Regions from separate parts of the Homo sapiens genome. Here region 1 is linked to region 2. Evidence: chromatin loops called from intact Hi-C (ENCODE). Cell type or tissue: CD4-positive, alpha-beta T cell. All regions are shown on one strand. Links, peaks and the distances in the headings refer to the core of each region. The heading gives the core; the rest is flanking DNA. Region 1 overlaps FHOD1 (formin homology 2 domain containing 1). Region 2 holds the start of TRADD (TNFRSF1A associated via death domain).

Region 1 (5,361 bases), core at 138-5,137, 85 kb before region 2:
GGTGCCAGGAACTTGGCTCCGCCATTCTGACTGCCCTTCGAATTAGGCGCACCTGGGGAGGTGCTCGAGTTCCACTCGCCGTCGGTCTGCCAGGGTGGCTTCCCTGGTCAGAGTGACGGTAGCCGCTTGGGCTGTAGCGGACCCTGGAGGCGGAGCTGGGGAGGGACCAGCTTCCACCTGCTTCAGGTGAGGTGGGGGCGGGACCACGAGGAGGGGCGGGCCCGAGGCGGACTACTAGAGGTGGCAGAGGTTTCCTGCGGTGTCAGGAAGCTGGATTGGGGCTTGACCCTGTAGGTCAATGGGAGTATGGGAGTGCCGGCCGAGGAGAGACTTCACGGGGTGAGGGGAGTCCCCGCGAAGCGGTCTGGCCCGGGATCCGCAGAGCGCAGGAGGCTGCACGGGTGTAAAAGCCCTTTGAGTCACCGCTCCCGCCCCCACCCCCGGACACTCGCCGCCCATCGGCCCGCGCCTGAAAGTGAGAGGGAGGGCCGGACTAATTTTAAACAGCCGGCCTGCCCTACTTTGCTGCCGCCCCGAAGCGGACTTGTGCACAGTGCGGAAAGAGGCCCTTTTCCAGATGGCCAGCCTACCTCCTCTCCCCTCCCTCTCGCCGCCGTCAGCCCCCCGCAGGCAGCCCTTTCCGGCGCGCTGTTTCCGGGCCAGGACTCTGGGAGGCGCACTACCACCTCCACAAGCTCCCCACCAGCCCGGCCGCCTCCAGTGCTGGAGAAGAGGAGAGAGAGTCGGGGTGGGTGCCCTCCCCTGCTCCCAGCCTCAGCTGGGCGGCGAGTTGCGTAAACTTGCCCCTTGGGCCTGGGGTCTTCCCTGGAATGTGCCCCGGGCCCCCAGCCCGCATTCCTCGCGCTGCGGCCAGCCCCGCCTCTGAGCGCTGGCGGGAGGGGTGGTGAGACTATTGGCCTGGAGAGTGGCACGTGTCCAGGCCAGAACCCCGGCTTCAAGGCCATGGCTGGAAGGATGCAGGACACTGCTCACCGCCAGTTTTGACTCAGCCCCCGCTTCTCTTGCCCTATTCAGAGGGGCAAATTGAGGTGTGCCTGGAAGAAGCGTGTGCAGCTGGAGGCCACCTCCCATTCAGGATGGGGGCTGGGAAGACAGGAGTGCTGAACTAAGACTGGTTCCCGCTTCCAGGCTCCTAAAGTCCGGATCCTGAAATAAGGGTGGGGCACTAGAGAATATATTGTATTCCTCTCATCCTGCAACTCAAGGATTGGACCTAGCCCTGACACCACCCCCCCGATTTTTTTTTTTTTAAGACGGATTCTGGCTCTGTCTCCCAGGCTGGAGTACAGTGGGGCTATCTTGGCTCACTGCAACCTCCACCTCCCGGGTTCTAGCAATTCTCGTGCCTCAGCCTTCCAAATAGCTGGGATTACAGGTGTGCGCCACCATACTCAGGTAATTTTTGTATTTTTAGTAGGGACAGGGTTTCTCCGTGTTGGCCAGCCTGGTCTCAAACTCCTGACCTCAGGTGATCTGCCTGCCTAAGCCTCCCAAAGTGCTGGGATTAAGGCTTGAGCCACCATGCCCAGCCCCTTGACACACCTCTTCCCAGCTGGGGGCAAGCCTGGGAAGTCAGCTGCAAGAAAGAGGCTCAGAACCACTCCTTCTATCTCCCTCTCATGGGACCCGTGTCCCCACCCAACCCTACCAGGTGCTCTGCCCTGTGTTCCCTGCTCCTTAGCTGAGGACACTACTGAGCTCCGGTGAAGAATATAAGTTCCTCATCCCCAATGCAGTCCTTCCTGGTCTCCCCGATTTCATGTTCTCCCACCTGGAGTACCTGAGGACTGCCTTCCCTCCCCCACAGGGATATGGAGGTGGCACACTAGGTTACCACAATGCCAGAAGCCAGGATTCCCTGGGGCTAGCAACTCTGCCAGGAATGGTCAGATGCACTGTGATGTGCTCAACCCAAATATAAACTATGACCACAGCCCCAGAATAGAAGGCTGGAGGAAGAGGGGCTGAGAATAGGGCAGAGACAGGGACATCAGAGAGCTGAGCAAGGGGGAGCAGGGCCCCTCCTTGCAGGAAATGTCAACAGCTGGTTCCTCCCGTAGTCCTATAAGTGGGTGCCCCAGAGTCACAGACATGACTCAGGCCTGTCTTGCTGGCCCTCTAGAGGGAAGAGGTGGCCCAGAAACCAGGGCATCCCTGTCCCAAGCTGTAGGGCAGAAATAAGAGGAAGGGGTTCTTTACTCATTGCTTCGTCCTATGTACAGTTGTCCAGCAGAGGACAGGACACAGCCAAGTGGCCTCTGTCCTCCTCTGGGTACTGGCCCCGGGTACTGGCCCTGATCATCCCAGCAGATGACCCCCCTCCCTGGGGATGTACAGAGGCCAGCCTGCTTTCTCCCTGGGACTCCACCCACACACCCCATTGGGCCGAGCCTAGCCCCTAGAGTTCCCCTGGGGGCTTCCTTTTTAAAGAGCTTTCAGATCTCAGAAAGCCTTGCTCATTTCCTCCTAGACTAGGAGGAAGCTCCTGGCCACAGCCTCTGACTCATCTCCTGGCCCTGGTTGGTGGAAGGGAGCTTGACAGTGTCTTGGGCCGGGCCTAGTGTCCCTGGGGGAACTCAGGAGTGCCTTCCTCCCCTCCAAAATATTCCCCCAGCCCAGACCTGCCTTTGCCAGAGGGGAGAATGTGTCCCTCTGGCCTTGCATCTCATCTCCTAATCTAGAGCCTCCCAGTTCTACCCTCCCTTCTGGGAAGTGTCTCAGGAGCCTCTCCGATACCCAAGGCCCTACCACACCTGGTATAGCACTGACTTCTCCCTGAGCTCCGGGTAGGGGGATCTGGGGTGCTTCTCTGACCCTGCTGCAAAGGCCAGGAAAGCCCTCTCCTCCTGACAGTGGGGATAGCCCTAGAAATCTGGTCATTACTAGCAACTTTGTTTCCCTAGCTGTGGCTAAAAATCAGAGTAGGACAGGGGTGGCACTGTCCTGGAATGTTTCCTGACCCTACCCCAACCCACTCTAGCCTTTTTACATCTCAGGAGCCTTTGGGAGACTGTAGAAAACTGAGGTGTGGGCATGAGTCCTGGTCTCCTCCTAGCCTCCCCTGGGGCTGGACTATCCAATCTGCTGGTCATTCTGGAACAGAGTGGCTGAGCTGCAGACTGGTGAGGGACCCTGACACCTAGGTCCTGGCAGAGGTAGATACTATTATCCTAACTTGCATGGGGTGCGTGTGTCTATTGGTGTTCCCTTACTGGAACTGGGAGGACCAGTATGGGGTATTTGCAGAGTCCAGAAAACTAAGAGGATGTCTTCAGCTCTTGGCAATCCTTCTGGCCCCAGCCCTCACTCCACTTCCCCTCTAGGGTTCCTTGGAGCATTTCCAGGGCCCATCCGCCCAAGATTTGGTCAATTAGCCCTGGCTCCTGGCTGTGCACCCTGGGGCAATGCGCTGATTTTCTGATTCTTGGTTTCCCTATCTGTAAAAGGATTATTGGTAGAATCAAATTAAATAGGCGGCTCAGGCTGGGCATGGTGGCTCATGCCTGTAATCTCAGCACTTTGGGAAGCCAAGGCCAGAGGATTGCTTGAGGCCAGGAGTTCAAGAACAGTGTGGGTGATATAGCGAGACCCTATTTCTATTAAAAAAAAAAAGAAAAGAAAAAAAAGAGGCAGTCCGGTGCCTGGCACAGAGGAAGCATAAGATAACAAAAGTGGATTTCCCTCCCCAAGGCCCATCCTTGTCATCTCATTCAGGAAGTCACACTCTAGTTGGAGACCTGCGATAACAGGAAAGGAGGGTCTTCAGAACACAGGGTCCTGTGTTTATAGGAAAGGAGACAAAAGAGGCAGTTAACCAATTATTTTCTAAAATGAAAGCCCTTCAGCCTATAATCCTGCCTCTTTTCCATCTTCCCTGTACCCTGCTCTGGTATGTTCAGTCTTACCTGATTACACTGTTATTAAAAATATTGGGTAAGACAGTCTAAAGAAACAAGCGGGAAAAATGTATATTTATAAAATATATAATAGATATATGTAATAGATGTCTAGATATATATAATAGATACATAGCTATATATATAAATTATCAATATCTATAGACATCTATATATTATAGATCTATATCTATATATTATACATAGGTAGATAGATAGCTAGAAAGAGAGAGAGAAGTAGATGCCATGGTCCCCTGGGCTTGACCCTGCATATAAAACCATACATAACCAGTTGGTTTTGGGCTGCCAGAAAAGCCTGAGCCTGGAAAGTCAAGAGTATAGTGGGCTGGAGGCCAATGTGAGAAGCTGAGCCTGGGAAGAATGGGGGAAAGACTCCACCCCAAGACAGAGACCAGAGAAGTGAGGAAGACAAGAGCCAAGAAGGTGTCAGGGAAGTGGGCCCATACTACGTGCTGAGCTTAAGCCCCGTCAGCAAGGACCAGGGTTTGGGCTTATTCAGGCCTGGCCCAGCCCCAGGGTGTGAGAAACAAGGCCCAGAGGTTTGGCTCTCAGAAGGGTGACCCCAGGAAGGGGCCGGGGTGTGAGGGACATGTGCCATCCTGCTAGCAGGAAGTCTCCTGCTCTTTGCTGCTTGCCTGACTCTAGCCTACCACCCCACACTTCCACCCAGGACAGACAGCTGGGGGTGGGGAGACACTGTCCTGGAAGGCACTGGACTACCTGTTTCCCTGGACCTCCTCCCCAGAAATGGGGCCCTGGCAGGATTGGACAGGTGAAGTGGCTGAGGAGGCTAGAGAATGTGGACCATTGGCCGGGCACAGTGGCTCACACCTACAATCCCAGCACTTTGAGAGGCAGAGGCAAGTGGATCACTTGAGGTCAGGAGTTCAAGACCAGCCTGGATGACATGCTGAAACCCTGTCTCTACTAAAAATACAAAAATTAGCCAGGCATGGTGATGCACGCCTGTAACCTTAGCTACTCAGGAGGCTGAGGTAGGAGAATTGCTTGAACCCAGGAGGCAGAGGTTGCAGTGAGCCAAGACTGTGCCACTACACTCCAACTTGGGAGACAGAGCAAGACTCCATATCAAAAAAAAAAAGAAGGTGGACTATTTAACCTTCAGGACCCTTCCCCAAATGGATGCAGGTGTCCTGGAAGGAGAGGGACATTCTCTGCTCTCTTGGGATTACAGCATGCAAGGAGGCAGGACAGCGTGGTGGGCCTGACCTTTCTGGGTCTGTGCTGCTTCAGCCTGTGTTGGCCAGTGCATACCCAACCTTATACCTGGGTGTGTAAGCAGTTACCAGGTGTAACATGTTTTCCCTTCCCGTTTATCTTTATAGCACTCTGCCCCTCCCCTTTCTTAGCACTGTGAAAGTTGTGATTCCACATTCATTTGTGAGCTTTTTCTGACTCGTCT
Region 2 (5,361 bases), core at 155-5,154:
GATCCGCCACTCCCAATAGCTCCGGCCTGGAGAGAGACGGACGTCTCTGAGGTCGGGAAGGCGCAAAGTGTTGCAGGAAGACCGAGCTTAGGTGTACAAATGCTTGTGGCCTGAGGAACTGAGGGCCTCTCAGACAGCGTGGGGCATCAGATAACCCCGAAACTTGTTCACAAAGCAGATTTCACCGCCTCACCTACTAAATCAGGCTCTCCGGAAAGGGTAAGGCCCAGGAATCTGCATTTCAACAAGCCCCTGTGACTCCACAGGTTCCACGTTGAGAACTCCCCTCCCACTTTTTTTTTTTTTTTTCTTTTTTTTTGAGACAGGGTCTCGCTCTTTACCCAGGCTGGAGTGCAGTGGCGCAATCACAACTCACTGCACCCTCAGTCTCCCGGGCTCAAGCAATCCTCCCACCTCAGCCTCCCGAGTAGCTGGGACTACAGGGGCACGCCACCACGCCTGGCTAATTTTTGTAATTTTGTTGCAGAGACGAGGTCTCGCTTTGTTGCCCAGACTGACCTCGAACTCCTAGGCTCAAGCGATCGGCCCGCCTGGGCCTCCCAAAGTGCTGGGATTACGGGCATGAGCCACCGCGCCCGGCCTGAGAAACCCCATCTTAACCCCGCCGGTTAGTAGAAAGTGACTACAGGGTTAATAAGGCGGGAGCGTTAATGTAGGCTTTTCTTTGTCAGGGACCATGAGCCAATCAGGAAGCGAGGCGTGGGCGGGGCAAAGCTGGATCCACCCCTGGAGGGGAGGCTCCTTCCCCGCCTCCGCCTCGCCGGGGAGATGTCCCGGGTGCTTCCTAAGACAGCCCCACTGGATGAAAAAAAACTTGGGTCTCTGGGACCTGACGGTTCTGGGGCCTGAGGGGCTCAAGATTTAAGTTCCGACCCCTGAGCAGCCCTGGCTCCCGCTGAGCAATTTGGGTTCGGCTGGAACTCCGCAGACCCACCCTGGAGCGCAGCCTTTAGAGGGGGATGGGTTACTGGAAAGTGTGCGTCCTCTTTGAAGTTGCCAATCCTGTTTGTTTTTGTTTTGTTTTGTTTTGAGACGGAATCTAGCTGTGTCGCCCAGGCTGGAGTGCAGTGGCGAGATCTCGGCTCACTGCAAACTCCGCCTCGCGGGTTCAAGCGATTCTTCTGCCTCAGCCTCCCGAGTAGCTGGGACTCCAGGCGCGCGCCACCTCGCCGGGCTAATTTTTGTATTTTTAGTAGAGACGGGGTTTCACCATATTGGCCAGGCTGGTCTCAAACTCCTGACCTCAGGTGATCCACCTGCCTCGGCCTTCCAAAGTGCTGGGATTACAGGCGTGAGCCACCGCGCCCGGCCGCCAATCTTGTTTTAAGGTTCTTAAAGGTTTGTGTACACAAGGCTTCACACTACTCGCCAGTTAATGTTCCCATATCTTCCGGGCTAACAGTTTCTCCCGGAATTTGTGCCACGTGTTTCCTGGGGCTTCAGATACGTTCGGCCGGGCTTGTACCTGGGACCCATGGGCACCCCGTTTTGAGTGCCCACTGGTAGCAGCGATCTTGAAGCCGGATCCCCAGGGGTACCAGAAAATTCTGGTCTCCAGGGGGCGCCCCCTTGATTTACCGAAGTCTGGCAGCTGTAGCTCTTACGAGCCCCCCGCCTCGTAAGAATCGCAAACCCCCAAAGTCGGGTCTTCCTGCCGTCTAACCTTGGGCGCTGGTGTCTTACCTGCTCGGCGGACCAGATGGGCTTTGCCCGGGGCAGGGGACTGGCAGCAGAGGACAGCGGACGGGAAGCAGCCACCGGGAGCCCGCGGGGCGGGACGCGCGGGCGGACGGGGCGGCTCGGGCTAGGGCACCGCCCCAGCGCCTCCGCGCACACCCGGAAGCGGCGGAGTAGAGCGGAGCCTGGCGGGCGTGGGAACCCAGGCCCCGCCGAGGCGGCCAGGTTAGTGCAGCAGGTGGGTGGGTGGGCTCCCCGGTGCGGGCGGGAGAGGAGGTGGATCTTGGCTCCGAAGCGTGGGCGCGGCGCAGATGTCACCGGCGGCTGCTCCAGCCAGCTGGTGGCGGCGGTCTACTGAGCTGTTCGAACACCGTGGGAGGCGGGGGACGGTACGGAATTTGGCCCCCGCAGGCTCCTCGTCCCTGCCAGCACTTTCGAGGTGCAGTAGGGCCCTGCAGGAGAGAGGGTGGGGGAGAAGGGGCTGGTTCTGAATACTTTCCTTGAGCGGAGACCCCCTTGCCCACCCCAGCCGATCGCACGTGCGAAACCCCAGCTTGAGGGTGGGCTAGTGGGAGCCTGGGAAGCTCCCCTCAAGCGCTCGGGAGCTGCGTAGCTGAGTAGGGGGTGTGCCCGGCGGGTCGCAAGGAGTCACAGGCTTTCAGTTCTGGGCCACGCCCACAGGCTGTCTCTGTCCACCCAGCCAGAGGTGGGGCTGCCCCCGGGACTGTTAGGTGTTCAGGGGGCACCGTGCGTGGCTCGTCCCTGGAAACAGGCGCAGAAGTTGTTAGGTCGGTACCTAAGCGCCCCACAGTCTCCGGCCACCAAACTTTCTCAGGACCCAGCCTGGAAGCCTCAGCCCCGCCCAAAAAGGGACGACTCCTGGTGGGTGGGGCGCGGGGCTTCCCAAGGAGGGGCTTCCGTGAAAGAACACGTAAGAAGAGCTGCCAGTCGGCGGATGCGAAACTAGGGCCCTGGCCTCTTTACCCTGTTAACTCGACCTCCAGCCTGGTTCACCTTCCCCATCTTCTAGTACTAGTGAGTGTGAGAAAGCATCCCCAGTCTCCAGGTTCCCAGTACTCCCCACCTCCCCCTCGACCCCCACAGACCTGATGGGCAGACAATGGTCCTGTTCGGTCCCCACTTCCACCCCTTGGGGTGGGACCATAACCAAGTCAAGCACTCTCAAGTCAAGGGGCCAGAAAGACATGAAAGAGGGAATGTTTCCAGGGGAAGTTCCCACTCTCTCCTACTCCCCAGGCCACTTTCGAAGGACTCCCCCCTTATCTCACCTCCGTGGCTGGCTCCCTATTATGGACCCACTTGTCACCTGCAGAGTTTCCTGTTTTTTCTTGTTTTGCTTTTAAAGAAAACAAATTTATTTTGCTCTTTTAATACAAAGAAAATATGTCTACTTCACATAAAGCAGAAAATATTGCTAAATACAAAGAAAATAAAAATCACCCACAATCCTTCCCCACCCCCACCTACCTTCCTTCATCCTGCCCAGAGATAAACAAAATGCAAACTTCCTGTTACTATCCAGACTGTGGTTTGGCGTAAGTACACAAGTATTAATGTTTTCTATGAAAAGATTAGAAGGCTGGGTGTGGTGCCTCACACCTGTAACCCAGCACTTTGGGAAGCTGAGGTGGGCAGATCGCTTGAGCCCAGGAGTTTGAGACCAGCCTGGGCAACATGGTGAAACTCCATCTCTACTAAAAATACAAAAACTAGCCAGGCATGGCGGCGTGTGCCTAAAGTCCCAGCTACTTGAAAGGTTGAGGTGAGAGGGTTGCTTGAGCTGGGAAGGTCAAGGCTGCAGTGAGCTGCGATAGTGCCACTGCACTCCAGCCTGGGTGACAGAGCAAGACCCTGTCTCAAAAACAAGACAATTGAAAAAACAAAGGTCGAGAGTAGTGCCTTACTCCTGTAATCGCAGCACTTTGGGAGGCCAGGGCAGGAGGACAGCTTCCTGTTCCTCATGTAAACAGATGGCAGCTGGGCCACCCCATCTGTCCTGCCCCATAGCTAACACTCAACACTCCTCTTAGCCCACCATATATAAACCCTGATGAGAGTACAGGAGTGTGACTGATGGGGCAGGAGGTAGGGCCTTGAGCCCATGATTATAGGAAAAGGGTGGGTAGGAAAAGGGTGAGGTGGGGAGAAAGAGGAGGCAGTTTTCTACTTGCTGTCTCACGGGGTAGTAACTGGGAGACCATTGAGCTGTAGGTCAGTGCAGTGGTTCCTTGGCTGGGAATTTTGCCCCCGCTGGTCCAGAGCTAGGTTTTTGTCAGAAGATGGAGGAAGGAGATACTATACTAGCACCAAGGGGCCCTGGCTTTTTCTGGACAGGGAAGGAATAGAGCAATTTGTGTTGGAAATGACTGGAGCCGAACTCCAAGGGCTTTATAACAAAAAGGAATTATTTAGCTCACATAACTGAAAAGTCCAGTGTGCAATGGCTTCAGGGACGGCTGGATCCAGGGGCCTAGTATGCTTAGGAATGCACTTCTCCATCTCTTGACTCTTTCTTTCTGTGTCAGCTTCATTCCCAGCCAGGCTCTTCCCAAGCAGTGCTAAAGGAGAGCTACCTTTTCCTTCCAGTTCAGCCCCAAGGGAAGGGAAAGTAGTGCCTCTTTCCTATTGGCTCAACCAGAGTCGCAGCGTTGATTCTCATGGGTCCAACTTAAGTCCTATACCCCGCCCTGAACTAATCACTGCAGAAATGTGAATGGAATATGCAGATTGGCCAGGTCTGGTACACAAGCCCGACCTGGAACTAGGGAGTGGGACACAGGCACATGGATTGAGAAGAGGGAGGAGGGAAGTCCCCAAAGGTAAGTCAGGCTTGGGGAGAGAATCTGGGTAGATGCAAACTACAGGTGCCCTTCGAAGTGAAGACAGGAGGTTTAGTCTTAGGCTGAGGTCCTCCAGAAATGCTGGGCTCAAGTCTACTCAGAAGGCAAGGCCAGGATATGGGTCTGGTTGGCTTTGGGGCATGGGCACCATCCAGAATGAAGATGTCTCTTGTCCGCATTGGTAAGAGAGACACACAGGCCTGAGAAGGAAGCAGAGAAGCCCCATTGCAGGATCTGCCTCTGCTCCCCCTCCACTGTGACCTTGGGCTCTTTCTCCAAGAAGGCAGTGGAGGGACAGTCCTCACTGCAAGCCTGGGGCGGGTGGGACTCTGTACAGAGCCAGGAGCTCAAGGGGCTTCCTGTGAGATGGTGAACTCCTGTCCCAAGTATGCCAACCAGTGGTGGGGACAACTGAACCATGTGGGACTTGAGGCTACTGTGGTGGGGACAGCTGAACCACGTGGGGCTGGGTAGTTGTCTCCAGGGTGGAGGGAGGGGGGATGAACTGGATACCTGACTGTCTGCATCTCCAGGAGGTGAGATGGCAGCTGGGCAAAATGGGCACGAAGAGTGGGTGGGCAGCGCATACCTGTTTGTGGAGTCCTCGCTGGACAAGGTGGTCCTGTCGGATGCCTACGCGCACCCCCAGCAGAAGGTGGCAGTGTACAGGGCTCTGCAGGCTGCCTTGGCAGGTGCGTGGATGGGCGGGCATGTGGAGAGGAAGGGGTGGCCTGGAGCATTTTGTGGGTGGGCCTGGGTTTAGCCACCTTTAAGAAGAAGATTTGGGGTGGGAGGAGCAAGA

The links. Hi-C counts contacts between places; a loop is a spot of excess contacts. Peaks named below come from ENCODE experiments on the same cell type or tissue, not always from the same donor. Only the 100,000 strongest peaks of a DNase experiment are listed, where the experiment ranks them.
Region 1: a loop joins it to region 2, with 17 times the contacts of the local background. A loop is called at or near these places in 7 of 110 quality-filtered maps.

Annotation. Positions count from the first base shown.
Region 1 is chr16:67,241,655-67,247,015 of GRCh38, reverse strand. The region is part of intron 1 of FHOD1 (formin homology 2 domain containing 1); the gene reads left to right. Among named protein-coding and RNA genes, the nearest start is that of FHOD1, 3.1 kb to the left of the region's middle. RefSeq lists a silencer at 498-597 and enhancers at 701-1,360, 2,133-2,182, 2,293-2,342, 2,593-2,832, 4,075-4,747 and 1 more. In CD4-positive, alpha-beta T cell, for the core only: no CTCF peak of the experiment used is centred there; DNase peaks (open chromatin) are centred at 295, 2,095 and 2,485; H3K4me3 peaks cover 934 bases; H3K27ac peaks cover 2,855 bases.
Region 2 is chr16:67,156,400-67,161,760 of GRCh38, reverse strand. It overlaps TRADD (TNFRSF1A associated via death domain), which reads left to right and starts at 1,852. Exons shown (of 5, transcript NM_003789.4): 1 at 1,852-1,923; 2 at 5,093-5,251. The coding sequence starts at 5,101. It overlaps FBXL8 (F-box and leucine rich repeat protein 8), which reads right to left and starts at 1,804. Exons shown (of 3, transcript NM_018378.3): 1 at 1,705-1,804; 2 at 1-26. RefSeq lists silencers at 574-663, 1,684-1,823 and enhancers at 2,424-2,683, 5,244-5,361. In CD4-positive, alpha-beta T cell, for the core only: CTCF peaks have their summits at 1,339 and 1,547 (motif pointing right); DNase peaks (open chromatin) are centred at 730, 1,840, 2,600 and 3,230; H3K4me3 peaks cover 3,889 bases; H3K27ac peaks cover 3,766 bases; H3K27me3 peaks cover 268 bases.